2 separate regions of the Homo sapiens genome follow, and region 1 is linked to region 2. A link is a loop called in an ENCODE intact Hi-C map of the cell type or tissue named here. Cell type or tissue: B cell. All regions are shown on one strand.

Region 1 (5,000 bases), 220 kb after region 2:
AGCCATTGTGGAAAGCAATGTAGAGATTTCCCAAAGAACTTAAAATAGAACTACCATTTGACCCAGCAATCCCATTACTGGGTATATACCCAAAGGAAAGTAAACCATTCTTCCATAAAGAATATAAACCATTCTTCCTTACACATATGAATGCCTATGTTCATCACAGCACGAGTCACAATAGCAGAGTCATGGAATCAATGTAAATGCCCATCAACAGTAAACTGGGTAACAAAAATGTGGTGCATATATGCCATGGCAGCTGTAAAAAAGAATGAGATCATGTCCTTTGCAGCAATATGGATGGACCTGGAGGTCATAATCCTAAGCGAAATGAGGTAGAAACAGAAAACCAAATACTGCATATTCTCACTTGTAAGTGGGAGTTAAAAATTGAGTACACATGGACAGAAAGAAGAGAACAACAGACACTGTGGCCTCCATGACTGTGGAGGGTGGGAGGAGGGAAAGGATCATAAAACAACCTATCTGGTACCATGCGTATCACCTGAGTGATGAAATAATGTGTACATCAAATCCCCATGACATATAATTTACCTATATAACAAACCTGCAAATGTACTCCTGAACCAAAAATCAAAGTTAAAAATACAAGAAAATTTTTGAAAAGGAAACCATAAAGAGTCCATGAAAAAAAAACTGTTAAAACTAATAAATTCAGTAAATTTGTAGAATACAAAATCAACATACAAAAATCAGTTGTATTTCTATATACTAACAATGAACCCTCTGAAAAAGAAATTAAGAAAACTATCCTCTTCATGACAGCATCAAAAAAATACTTATTTATATAGAATGCTATCAGCACTTCCTGCTTAAAACAGGAAGGAAGAGAAGAACTGATAGTTATAAACCCAAAATGAGTAAAATGAGGCCTTTTAATCTCGGGAACAAAAAGACAGACTCTTACAGCTACCATTTTGACTACTCATGACTGCAGCTTGTTTGTTAGTTTGTTTAAATTATATTGGACTCAAGACAGCCTGGAGATTGAATAATTGTCAGATTCAAGAATGTGCTTCATTTAGAAATCAAAGTGAGCGTTAGAACCATTTCAGAGGAGAAAGGATGCCAATAATATCTTGCTGCAAAAAAAACGTTCAATGTTACCTAACAAGAGCATTCCATAACTGACACTAAGCTGATAAATAATAATCTTAGAATTTTATAATGCATTCCCATTTTCAAAGTGCTTTCACAGACCTCATTTGATCAACAGTGAGAATCATAAAAGCAATAGTTGAGGCTCTATATTAAGAGATTTGACAAAAGTTATCAGTTTGAGTGCCTGAACACCATAATCCTTCACTCCTCATCCTATTAAGTGTGTTTTCCTATTCTCCTGGTTCTATTATTTCCACAAAGGAAAATGTTCAACCAACCAGTAACCACATATTTGCCCCCCAACCCAGCACACAACACACAATTTGGCCCACAGTTTTTCTGTATGGGTGAGAAATAAATTGTTAGGCATGGAAGAAAAGGCAATCTACAAACTGACAAAATGAATCTGAGGTTAATCCACAGATGCATGACCCAAATCAAAAATGATGAAACTAAACAAGCTGAGCCCTTGTTCTATAACCATAGCTATTATACTTCTAGGGATCCAGCTTAGCCCCATGAGACACATATTTTTATGTGTTCTCTGAAGTCCAGGAAAAAATATCTGCATTTTTGTTTGTTTTAGTCAAGGTCAAAGCCTTGACCAGGCAATACAGACAGAATAGGGATGCACATATTTATTAGGAAATAATCGACATCAGGAAAAGCACTTCTGATCATCTGTAAGCAAAACCAAAAGAAAAATCACCAAACAAGGATAAAATGAAAGGCCTGTGGAAATATTATACCCCCCAAAATATCAAGATTATGTTTTGTATTCAAATTTGTAACCAATGTTCCCTGAAGACTCACCTATACAAACTATCAAGTCAGCAGAGTTAAGATGTAGGAAAGTTCTTAATGCTCCAAACCAGAAATCATTCTTTCAGACAGTGTCTAATTCCAGTCTGGCAACTTTAAAATATAAATAACTCTGAGAGAGCAAAACCATAGTGTAAATAAAAATAAAGCTACATTTACTGGAAACATAATTTGTGCCAGGCACTGTTACATTTAAGGCTTTTAACCACCCCATAACATAGTCAAATTATTGGCCCCATTTTACAGACAAGGAATCTGGGGAACCAAGAGCTGGAAGTTGGATAACTTGTCCAAAATCACAACCAGTAAATGGTGAAACAAAGATTCCGCCCAAATCTATTTACCTCCAAAGCGTAAGCTATTAACAACTAGGGCATACAACCTCTCAGAATGCTGTTTCTTCTGCAGCACTCTACCTCCTCTAGGGGAGGGGATGCTGAAATGAAAAAAGAAAAAGAGGGAGTAGGTGAAAATATATTTGATTTGCTTCAAAAATTTTGCCCAAGCTAGTACTGTTGGTATTTTTTGAAAGCCAGGATGTTTCATCAAGAGAGGTGAAGCTAGGTTAAGGGCTGGGCCCTAAAATCAAATATTTAAATCAATTTCCCTTGGCTAGAGGGTTAGCTGGTCCCTGCTGAGGTAAAGGAAATATGCCAAAGACAACTTCAGAGCATGTCTCTGGGGAATTTCCCCTGTTACTAGGAAACAACAGAGAGGTTGTTTTTACAGCTATTTACAGTTCACAAGCACTTTCATGTGCATTAGCTCACTGTTCCCAGTGCAGTACAGGGTGGATAGCATTATCCCTTTAGTCTTATTAATTACAAATGAGAAAACTGAGACTCATAAGATGTAAGTGACTTGCTGTGCCCCAGGTCATACCAAAAGTGATGGAGCCAAAATAAACCTAGGTCTTGGGATTCCAATTTCAAGCCAAGTGAATGTTTTCCATTTACCTTCAGAGAACTCCAACAGCTAAGGCAGTTTTACAAATAGTACTTCAATTGTCCCTAAGCCTTGTTCTTACACCACTCCCTAACACACAAAAACAAGCAGGAAATACATACAAATAACACCTGGCAGATGCTGCTGTTGTGGTAAACATGGCTCCATATGTAAAAGTGGTCCTTTGCAACTAGATACTCAATGGCAATAATTCCCTGCCCTGGGAGGATAACACCCTTCAAGACCCCAAGTTATCTCAAAGTTACCCAAATATGTCTCTCCAAGAAAATATTTATAAGAAGGCATGCAGTATTTTGGGTGAGAGAAGGCATTGGGTAGGAGAGGAGGATGAAGACATAGGCAATAAAATAATTTTATCTGCATAATACCTTACGGTTTATAAAGCCTTTTCATGTCTTTCATATTATTTGATTTTTAAATTCTGTGAAATAAACAGAGCCAAGATTATTGTGATTATTTTTTCTAATAAGAACACTAAGACTCAGAATGTTGGAATAATCTATCCAAGGATGGAAAAAAAGTCATCTTGAGGGAGCCTCAGGGCTTTTGAGGGATCCTCTCTGGATTCAGTTTCCTCACCTATAATATGAAAGGGTGGGACTAGATTTATTTATTCAACAAATCAAACAAAGCAACACTACAACTAATTTGCATCATAAGTTTCCTCATATGTAGAATAAGAGGAAGACATGGATGCTCTCCCTGGTTCTCTTCAGCTCCAACATTCTATGGAAATAGAATCTGCAGGACTCTAGAACTCACCCAGATTTGCAGGGCAAGCTGAAATTTGGCCCAGGCTCTCTGTCTCCCAAACCTGCCTGGTGAGTAAGAGTGGGGGGGTTGACTCTATAATCTAGACATCCTCTCTGTATCCTTCCCATGCCCACCAACCCAGGGCGTTAAAGTCACCATTACCTGCATCTTCTCATTGTATAATCCATGGTATGTTTTTCACATCCAGTTCTCCCCATCGATAGTGGATGATCTCTCCTATGACAGTCAGTCTTTGGGCCAATTCTCATTAATGAATCTGAATTTTTTCAGAATTTTTATTTATTTTTACTTTTATATTTATGTTCAGGGGTACATGTACAGGTTTGTTACGTGGGTAAATTATGTGTTACTGAGGCTTGGTGTACAAATGATTTTGTCACCCAGGTAGTAAGCATAGCACCTGATAGGTAGTTTTTTGACCCTTGTCCCCTCCCAAACTCCCCCCTCAAGTAGTACCCAGTGTCTATTGTTCCTATCTTTATGTCCATGTGTGTTCAATGTTTAGCTCCCACTTATAAGTGAGAACATGCATTATTTCTAAACTTGACACATTTTTAAGTGATTGTAGATAATCTCCCTAATTAAGGAAAGGCCTAGCTCTCACTGAAGGTCTTTGCCTAATTCCTCCATTACTGTTCCTCTCCTGTAGCAAAAGTTGAGGTAAGAGCAAGTCTAACTGGCTCCAGTTCCTAGGCTTGGAGACCATGAAGCAGGTTTCCTGACCACACACACCCGCAGACTCTCTGTCACCTCAGCTGCCAAAATTTCCTCCAACCCAGCCCACTTCCCCATCCATACTCATCTCCAGCTGAACTCAGGGGCAAACACTAAGCAGCAGGAAGTAAAGCTGGAGCTCATCATAATCATGACACCTTTCATTTGTATAACTTTTTTGTTTTTTTTTGTTTGTTTGTTTTTTTATTGAACCTTTATGAATATTTTCTCTTTTGGTCTTGTCAGGAGAGAAAGGCAAGAACTGCAAAAATTTATGTAAAGGAGCTCTCTCATCCATGCTAACCAGATCCCACGCCCCCCAAAACACTTTAAAGCCCACAAATAGAGTCACACACACTCAATGTGCTTGAACCATGCTCAGAGATCCACACTGAATATAAATAAATATGTAGAGGTAGAAACAAATCTGCTTCCTCTTCATAGATGCCCAAAAGCCTGTATTCTTTTCCCAGCTTTGGCACTTAATTATATGAACTTGTACTGATATTCTTTACCCCAAGCTAGGTATTAATTTTAACAACTGTCCTAACTTTGTGCTGTTCAATGCAGTAGCCACATTCACATGTGGCTATGTGGCT
Region 2 (5,000 bases):
GAAAATGTGGTATATATACACCATGGAAGACTATGCAGCCATAAAAAGGAATGAGATAATGAAGCTGGAAGCCATTATCCTCAGCAAACTAACACAGGAACAGAAAACCAAACACCCCATGTTCTCACTTATAATTGGGAGCTGAGCAATGAGAACACATGGACACAGGAAGTGGAAAAACACACACTGGGGCCCGTCAGGGGAGGGTGGGGCATAGGGGAAAGAGCACTAGGGAAAAGAGCTAATGTATGCTGGGCCTAATACCCAGGTTATGGGTTGATCGGTGCAGCAAACTACCATGGCACACGTTTACCTATGTAACAAACTTGCACATCCTCCACATGTACCTCGAAATTTAAAAAACAGTAATTAAAATAATTTTTAATGTACATTTTATATTATCTAAAAGAGTATAATTGGATTGTACAACAAATGATAAATGCTTGGGGTGATGGCTACCCCATTTATTCTGATGTGATTATTACACATTGTATGCCTATTGCAAAATATCCCACAATTATATACACCTACTACAAATCCACAAAAAATTAAAAGTTAAAAAAAAGAAAATGTGAAGGAGTATGATGAGAGAGATGAAGGGAAATGTGAGACAGCATGGTAGTAAGAATGGGAAAACATGAAAGGGGCAATTATATGGGGAGAGGAATATGTGACAGTGGTGTAAATAATAGTTTAAGGCAATAATCTGAGAAGAATCCTATTACCAGGCAAAATTATATACTGACCCTTTTCCAAAAAAGAACACAAAAAGAGAGTGTCATTTTATTAATATAAATCTAATTTATGAGTTCAAATTTATAATTAATTTATATGACAAAGTTAAAAAGATCACAAGTTAAGGTGGTGTTAAATTTGATTCATAAAACTTATGAATATATGTGTTTGAAGTTTTTGTTTCAGTCATAAATATACATTTTATTTTTATGAAAATTATAAGTTTTAACTGTATTTAATCATAGACACATTTCATGTTTTTTAAATATCTATAATTATTATGGATTAATAATAATTATACATATTTAGGTGTACATGTCAATATAAGCACATGATGTTTAATGATCCATCTAAGTTTTCATCAATGAATAAATGAATAAAAAAGTGGTACAGATACAAAATGGAATATTATTTAGTCATATAAAAGAATGAAAGTCTTTCATTTGCCAAATATGGATGAACTGGAAGATATTATGTTAAATAAAATAAGCTACACGCAGAAAAACATATATTACATATTCTTATTTACATATTTAAGCCAAAATACATACATTTAAAAAATGCAAATAAAACATTTCCAGACTCTCTAAAATTGTTTTTATGAAAAAAAAAATTCTTCAGAAGATATCTTAAATCAGTGACTTTACAGGTTCCCTTTTCTAGACTATTTGCCATAGGGAAATAGTCCAAAAGAAATGTCTACAAAAATTAAATGTATGAAAGTCTAATAATGTAGGAATTTCAGAAGGTAGAACTTTTCAAAAAATGTCAAAAGCTCTGAAGGTAGTGTAGTTTGCAGATAATTTGAAAAAAAACTATCATTTTAAATATTATAATTTTATACCTAAAAAATGAAAAAGGTAGCACTGCTTTGCAACATAAATACAAAAATAAAGCCTGGCAAAATCTTCCTGACTAGTGGGGGATATGAAAAACATACAGCATAATTCGGGAGGTGAAGAGAAAAGTCCCTTTTGGCAAAAAATCTATATCAGAATTCTGATGGGTGCATGACATTTGTACTCTTATCAACAAGAGGCATGGGATGTTTAAGTGAGGAAAACACTATTTTACAGCGTATAGACAAAGTCTGTAATAAGGACAAAGCAGTAAGATTATATAAAGACTTTATATCTCTTTCCTCTAATATCAACTGTTTTTTTTTTAACCTAAGCTGAAGGGGCTATATGAGGTTTGGCAATAGTTTCTTCCACTAAGGCAGAGGTTCTTAATCCAAGTAATAACTTCAGAATACAATGAGCCATGTGAAATTGTATGCAAAATTTCACATAGATGCATGTACATTTTTCTGGGATGAGAATCCACAGCTTTTATCAAATTCACAAGTGGATCTGTATTCCTTCACTCAAAACATAAAAGGCGTAAGAACCACAGAACTGAGGGATCCTTTCTCCAATAAAGATTCATAGAATTCCAGAGCATGTGATATGCAACTACAAAAGTGAAATTGTCATTTGGAAGAAGGTAAAATTTTCTTAATTAAAAAGCACTAAATGATAAGGTTCCAAGAGCCTGTTGGTTTCCGCAATTGCAAAATGTCATCCTCCAAATTAACATTAGGTTTCTGTAGGAGGCAGCCATTGGTAAAGCCGTATTTAGAAAGCAAGTTTCCATGATGAAAGTTAGGACTCAGAAAAGATGGACTTGGTGTTTCAAGAGCTCACCAAGTAAATTTTCTAGAAAGAAAGAAAGAAAGAGAGAGAGAGAGAGAAAGGAAGGAAGGAAGGAAGGAAGGAAGGAAGGAAGGAAGGAAGGAAGGAAGGAAATATTTTACCCACATAATTTTCTGAAAGTGAACAATTTTTTTAAATTATTCAATTGTGACCCAACTTTTAATTTCTGATGCACATTACAATATCACCATCTTGTGGAATATAGTAAAAATGCATGATTTTAGGTGGCTGCTCAGTCAGTGTTTCTCAGTGTGGTCAATGAACCCCTGAGGGTACCTGAGACATATTCAGGGGGTTCATGAGGTCAAAATTATTTTCATAATAATATGAAGATGTCGTTTGTCTTTTCCACTATGTTGACATCTGCATTGATGGCTCAAAAGCAATAGTAGGTAAAACTTCACGCACCTTAGCATAAATCATGGCAGTAATTCCAAATCATAAATCAAATTCCAAGTCATCGTGTTTTTCACTGCAATGCATTTGAAGAAAAAAAAATCCAGTTGCACTTAAGAATGATTTTCATGAAGTAGTAAAAAAAAGTTTTAATTTGGGAGACAAGCTTGTAGGACTCACTAAACACGAATTTGCTTTATTGTAAATTGTGTTTATAAAAAAATTCCTTAGAGAACTACGGAGTCTATGCTAGTAGACATTTATGAACATAACAGATAAGAAGCTTGTGCTTTAATCTTCACTCTTTCCATTAGAATCCATTGTGTTTTCTCATTTCTAAAATGGGGATACTCCTAGAAGTTGTTGCACTGTGTAGTCATAATAATTAAAGGCTGGATATAATGGCTTAGTAAGTACCAACTCTTCTAGTGTCTTTATGTTTCACCATGTGCCAAGAGTTTATTACAATATTTTACCTTGCCAGAAACTCTATAAAGTTGATATTATTTTCTCCCATTTAAGATGGGAAACTGAGACCAAAGAAAGTTTCAAGTCTCTTGCCTAAAGTCACACAGAAAAGTGAGTGGTAGAGGAGGACTTGAATTCAGGCAATTTTACTCCAGAAAAATAAAAGTCCCTTACAATTTCTGATTATTGGAAGAAATTAAAGAAGGTCATAAAGTAGTAGGAGTTGGCACAGTTAGCTGGGGGTCTAAAAATGATGAAGAGATAACACAAGATGGACAGAAGTTATAGTTGGGTCTCTACAAACAATTTATGAAAATTCGATATGCAACCTTAAAACAGGATGTAGACCTAAATATACAGAAACACCCAACCCTTTGTAATATTTTAACAAAAAATCATATGAATGAAATTAATAGTTCTAATTAAGTGGTGGACCTAAGAGCTGTATTAGTGCCAGCAAAATAACAGAACTAATATAGCATTGGAGTTGTCATGCAACAGCCTTGGCACGAGTGCTATCATTCTTTGGTCCTCCTGAAAGTTGAAAAGCAGAGTGCCTTGGGCATCCCAAAAAACTGTTGCCATGAAATTTACTTTAAGAAAAATGTAAGAGTGTCATCTTTTTTTATTCTATTTTTTTATTTCAATAGGTTCTTGGAGAACAGGTGGTGTTTGATTACGTGGATAAGTTCTTTACTAATGATATCCGAGATTTTGGTGCACTCATCACCCGAGCAGTATACACTATACCCAATGTGCAGTCTTTTATCTCTCACCCCCCTCCCACCCTTCCCAATGAGTCCGCAAGGTCCATCAAATCATAATTATGCCTTTGTGTCCTCGTAGCTAGCTTAGCTCCCACTTATAAGTGAGAACATATGGTGTTTGATTTTCCATTCCTGATTTACTTCATTTAGAATAATGATCTTCAACTCCATCCAGGTTGCTGCAAATGCCATTATTTTACTCCTTTTTATGGCTGAATAGTATTCCATGGTACACACACCATGGAATACCACTCAGTCATTTTATATATATATAAAATATATACACACACACAACCAAATATGCATATGTATACACCATAAATATACTATATATATATACACACCATATATACACTATATATACACACCATATATATACACACATATATATTCACACACATATATATGTGTGTGTATATATATATATGTACACACAACATTTTCTTTATCCACTTGTTAATTGATGGGCATTTGGGCCAGCTCCATATTTTTGCAATTGCAAATTGTGCTGCTATAAATATGCACGTGCAAATGTCTTTTTCATATAATGACTTCCTTTCCTCTGGGCAGATATCCAGTGATGGGATTGCTGGATCAAATGTTAGTTCTACTTTTAGTTTTTTAAGGAATCTCCATATTGTTTTCCACAATGGTTGTATTAATTTACATTCTGACTGGCAGTGTAAAAGTGTTCCCTTTTCACTACATCCACAAGAACATCTATTGTGTTTTGATTTTTTAATTATGGCCATCCTTGCAGGAGGAAGGTGGTATTGCATTGTGGTTTTGATTTGCATTTCCCTGATATTTAGTGATGCTGAGCATTTTTTCATATGTTTGTTGGCCATTGGTGTATCTTCTTTTGAGAATATGGCTTTTCATTGGTAGCTTGATGGGGATGGCATTGAAATTATAAATTACCTTGGGCAGTATGGCCATT

What was found. Hi-C counts contacts between places; a loop is a spot of excess contacts. Peaks named below come from ENCODE experiments on the same cell type or tissue, not always from the same donor. Only the 100,000 strongest peaks of a DNase experiment are listed, where the experiment ranks them.
Region 1: a loop joins it to region 2, with 2.6 times the contacts of the local background. A loop is called at or near these places in 1 of 110 quality-filtered maps.

Annotation. Positions count from the first base shown.
Region 1 is chrX:78,331,369-78,336,368 of GRCh38, reverse strand. No RefSeq gene overlaps it. Among named protein-coding and RNA genes, the nearest start is that of CYSLTR1, 6.3 kb to the right of the region's middle. In B cell, no CTCF peak of the experiment used is centred here; DNase peaks (open chromatin) are centred at 2,628 and 4,457; H3K4me3 peaks cover 705 bases; H3K27ac peaks cover 3,938 bases.
Region 2 is chrX:78,553,204-78,558,203 of GRCh38, reverse strand. It overlaps the pseudogene UBE2V1P7. Among named protein-coding and RNA genes, the nearest start is that of RTL3, 100 kb to the left of the region's middle. In B cell, a CTCF peak has its summit at 2,635 (motif pointing left); a DNase peak (open chromatin) is centred at 2,643.